Regions from separate parts of the Homo sapiens genome. Here region 2 is linked to region 1. A link is a loop called in an ENCODE intact Hi-C map of the cell type or tissue named here. Cell type or tissue: A673. All regions are shown on one strand.

Evidence for each region. Peaks named below come from ENCODE experiments on the same cell type or tissue, not always from the same donor. Only the 100,000 strongest peaks of a DNase experiment are listed, where the experiment ranks them.
Region 2: a loop joins it to region 1, with 3 times the contacts of the local background. A loop is called at or near these places in 2 of 110 quality-filtered maps.

The regions. Positions count from the first base shown.
Region 1 is chr12:85,309,369-85,311,868 of GRCh38, forward strand. No RefSeq gene overlaps it. Among named protein-coding and RNA genes, the nearest start is that of LINC02820, 7.4 kb to the right of the region's middle. In A673, a CTCF peak has its summit at 1,262 (motif pointing right); DNase peaks (open chromatin) are centred at 893 and 1,333; H3K27ac peaks cover 542 bases.
Region 2 is chr12:85,423,629-85,426,128 of GRCh38, forward strand. LINC02820 (long intergenic non-protein coding RNA 2820) reads left to right here. Exons shown (of 5, transcript NR_183554.1): 4 at 490-576. Among named protein-coding and RNA genes, the nearest start is that of LINC02820, 110 kb to the left of the region's middle. RefSeq lists an enhancer at 1,083-1,172. In A673, a CTCF peak has its summit at 1,451 (motif pointing right); a DNase peak (open chromatin) is centred at 1,483; H3K27ac peaks cover 313 bases.

The DNA.
Region 1 (2,500 bases):
GTGAATTCCATATATCTTCCTGGCCATCAGTTGCCCTTTGAATACTCCTCTCTCTGATGTAGCTAGATTTCTCTTCAGAACTTACTGAGATGAATGAGCTCTTGCCACACGTAGAAGTGAAAGAAAACATTTCTTTCTTTGCCAGAACAGATGAGATTCGTCATTAGGAGAATGGATTTGACCTTGTAAAGTGGACCAAAGCAATTAACAAACAAATCCCTTTGGGGCAGATTGAGTTTATTCTAGTCCTTTAACAGAAGCTTTTTTTTTTTTTTTAGTACTCCACAGCAATCTTGTAAATTCATGGAATCTGAGCACAACAAAATCGAAAACACGGAATTGAAAAAATCATCTTCTATTTAAGCCTTTCCATGTAAGAGAATTTAAAGGACACTTAAAAAAAGGCACATAGGTTTATCCTCAGATACCATATCAACAAGTCAAATTAGTCAAGAAATCAAGAAAGAAAATAGATAAAACCAATTTGATAGCATCATATAAAAGAAAAACTAGAGATCAGCATTAAGGTCTATTGCAAAATGAGGAAAAACCCAATTTTAGGGCAATTTACCGTACCTAAGGGAAAGATTAATTGTACTTTGCGTCTCATACTCATTGTATGAGCTTCTTTAATATATTTATCTCTTATTGATGATGTCCCTTCTGTAGTGTCTTTCCCAGGCTTTTTATCTATGTCTTGTTCTTTTTAACTTTATTTTCCGCTTTCCTGGAGCCTATACCTAGCTAAAGTCCATTCTTCAAGTTTAAAGTCTTATGTGACATTCATGGAAAGAGCAGCTACCAATTCGTTGGACAGCACAGTAAGTAAGCAGCTTTCTTACTTTCCCTAGAGTACGTATTTAGCTAATGCTATTAAAGTGAATGACACAATCTTGAGTAAACCCAGCTGATAAACCCCATGGAAGCTGCTCATCTACCATGGGCCTGCAACACTTTGGCCTTGCTCTTTTATTTGTCTTTCTGAGTTTGTAAACCATTCAGCAATTTTGACACTTAGATGCAAATTGAAAGTTATTATTTTAACCCCTAAATAACCTAGTCAGTTCAAAGCATTAATAAAAAAGCATTTCTTCTTTTAAAATTTTGTACTTGTATTAATTTTTTTGTTTTGCAAAGTCTGCTTTTTCAAAATCCAAAAATAGGTCAAAGGAAAGATATCAGACTAGCAAAAGATCTGAGGTCTCAATATATTTGCAAACTTTTGGGTGCTTTAAAAATTTTATTATTAATGAGGAAAATATTAAATCCACTTATTTTTAATTTTTATTTCTTTTTACCAGTAGGTGGCACTGCACAGATGTAAGAGATATTTACATTTAATGTGATTTAGGGGACAAGAGAATCATCAGCAATGCTAGCTGGTGTGAAATTCCCTCCAATAGAGTTAGCTCTTAAAGTATTGTATCTGGGAGTCCCAACAGTTGTATAAGGGAAGAACATAAATTTATTAACACTAATTTTATTGATCAAACACTATAACAGTGCTCACTATGTGACAGATGAGTAGGTTCTCTTATTCTCCTATTCAGGTAAGAAAACTGAAGCACAGAGAGGTTAAGATTTCCGGATGTCAAACTTCTAGTGAGATATAGGACAGAGATTGGAGCTAGGCATTTGAGCCAGTCTGCGCTCTCTGCTTTGTTCCCTCTTACCTCACTAACATGAATCACTCATCCATCTATTCAGTGATTTCTAAGGAGCTAACTCGAAGACATAGAGTATTAAAACTAATACACAGTCCAATTAGAAAACCAGAGAAGTACTAGGAGCATGGGGGTAATCTTGAGGAAAGCGAAGGAGTCCTTAAGAGGAAGGGAACGTGTGGGTCTCCCTTCTAAAGAGCAGAGCTATATATCTGATCACCTACTTGTGCTCACAGGCACACCAGATATTAGGAGGCTGAAAATGGAACAAAAAATCCCAACCTACCCCTGCTTTTGTACAACATATACATACAGTTAATAGACTATATTTTCAAGAACAGTCTCAGGTTTACAGAACAGTTCAGTAGAAAGCAGAGAGAGTTTTGTTTACCTCTTTCTATTATTAATATTTGTATTAGTGCTCTACATTTTTACAACTGATATGACTTTATGAATACATTATTGTTAAATAAAGTCTACAGTTGACAACAGGTTTCATTCTTGGTGCTGTACATTCTATGGGCTTTGACAAATATATAATGACGTGTATTCACCATTATGGTAGCATTCAGAATAGATTTACTGGCCTAAGGATCCCCTTTGTTCCACCTTCTTTCCTTCTTCCAAACCTTTGACAACCACTTATCTTTTTACTGTCTCTATAGTTTTGCCTATTCCAGAACGTCATACAGTTGTAATCACACAGTATATAGTCTTTCTAGATTGGTTTCTTTCACTTCATTTCATCTGAGTTTTCTCCAAATATTTTCATGACTTGGCTCATTTTTCATCACTGAAAAACACATTATCATATGAATGGATGTAACACAGTTTAT
Region 2 (2,500 bases), 110 kb after region 1:
AAAGTTTTCAGAAGTTAAAAGGGCAGTTTTTATGCCAAAACCACAATTTTTTTGACCTAATATTAAATTCTTAAGATTTTTTCCTTTCTTTCTTTCTTTCTTTTTCTCTTTCTTTCTTTTTCTTTCTTCTTTTCTTTTCTTTCTTTCCTTCTTTCCTTCTTTCTTTTTCTTTATTTTTTTCTTTTTTCTCTTTTTCTTGCTTTCTTTCTTCTCTCATCTTCCTCCTCTTCCTGTCATTGTCTTCCTTCTCCTTCTTTTCTTTATTTTTCTTTTTCTTTTAACCTTCAGAGGCAGAGATCTGTGGTTACTACCAACTCCTTTTTACACAGGGAGTGCAGATCATACAAAAGAAAAACATAGCCTTGATCAGACAGCTGAGTTTTTTTTAATCTTAAAAAAAATCTATTTTATCCAAATGAATTGAGTACTCAGAACTGGAACTTTTCAGACCACAAGGAAGACTGACATGCTTTTTTATCATGGTAACAGGTACTGACTGCATGGGGAGAGGCCATACCACAGAAACCTCAATCTGCCTGAGCCGTGACTCTGAGAGCTGGAGTACCACTGGACAAGGTGAGGGGAGCTTTTGCTTGTTTACTCAGAAATATTTTCTAAATTACCTGTTTGTGTTATTTAGGAGGGCAGGATTGGGGAATGCCACTTTGACCTGATTTTTACAGAATAAACTCCTTGCGTAGCGTTATAATAATCAGAATAACTAGATAGGCTCTTTTAGGCAAGGTTGGGCAAACTTTCTATATTCTGACTCCTCTTGTTGTTTTCTTCCCAAACATTTGAAAGAAAACACATTACAGTTTACAAAAAAATCCCTCATTCTGCCTTGTGTTGGTTCCACCTCCCCTAAAAATAGAATTTTATGATGCTCAATCTAATTTCTTTTCAAGACCATTTATTTAATAAGAAGAATGTTCTCCTGGCCTGAGATGCAATATAAGTGAGTATGTATTTTTTTTCATAGAGTTAATGTTTACGGCAGAGGGCTAAAGCATTGAAAATAAGGAACTGAAATGGAAACTCTGACATCACTTTAACGGCAGTCCTGCTGCCTTACTGGGGAGAAAAATATTAGCTCTTGTCTAACTTACCTTTTCCATAAGGTGTAAAAAGCACCCTATACAGAGGGAGTATATGAAACCCATAGCTAGTCTGATTGCTTGCATGCTATTCATATACACGCCCGTTGTAAGCTGGCACTGGGTGAACCCGCTGATTCTAACCATATGGCTGCCTGCAGAAGTGCACTGAGGAGTTTCCTCCAGGGTGCCCGAACGGTGTCCTACTGGCTTCCTAGGCTGCAGGAAAAAATGAAAAAAAAATGTAATTTTCCCATTATGAGATTTCATCCAGATGCTCATGAGGTCATACATTAAATAATGAGACTTTAAAGAACATTACTATTTTGAAGAATTGCAAACTGTATGCATTTCTCCACTGGGTGGCGGTCGAAGTCCATAATCATGAAGACAACTAAAAGACCCGGAAACTGAAAATCTAATTTAAAAAATATCACTTAAGGGTTAATTAATTCAGAACTACTATTCTTCTAATCAGATTACCAGTTTATAGTGCTGTGTGTCAGTCAGACTGTGCTGGTTCTGCCTGTTGGTAGACAATTTTGCATTACAGAGAGCTGTAGAAACTTTTGAGCTATTGAAAGATTTTATCTACACTGGTAAACTTATATTTTTTTGGAATAATTATCAGGAATAAAATATTTTCTACCACTATGTATTCAATCGTCCACTGACCACAACAATTTCTCTACAATCAGGTTTTTTTTTTTTTTTTTTTTTTTTTTTTTGCATAACTTTACACAGCTTTTGAAGAAGGTATTTCTTGTCCCAAATCTTTCAAAATTCCAGAAAGGTATCATTTTGCTTAATAGTATTCCTTGGTTATGGCCTGTTATTAACAACCCCTATAAACTATTCTGATTATTTCTGGAACTGGAGTCTATACAGCTATATAGGACATTCATTTCAGTTTAATAATGCTCAGCTCTTGTGTGCTAAGCTATCAACTGTAAATAGAAAATCTCATGTAAGGATTTAGATTCCAGTGAGATGAAGTCAAGGTTCATATTAGATAAATGCCTTTACTTTTAGCTTGTTGAGTTGGTTTTCCTTCTTCTTTCTTCTAGCTTTAATTTCTGTGTCTTTCTCCATATCTGCATGTACAAATCCCATTTCAGGTAGGTCTTGGCTAAAAGAAAGAAGTGCACAAGTAGTATAAATAGAGCACACATTAGGGTCAAACTCTTCTGCAGGATGTAGTTATGTGCCCCATACCCCACCACCCACCTTGTATGACCAACCAGAACCAGATATAAGTCAAATTGTGCAGTAGGTGAATTGGTTTTGCTTCATAATCATCTCCTCTTTCCCTGACCTTATCTCCATATTACATGTAGTAATGGGCAAACCCTGGTGCTTTCCTTTACCTCTCATGTTCTCAAGGGCTTTCCAGGTATAGCCGA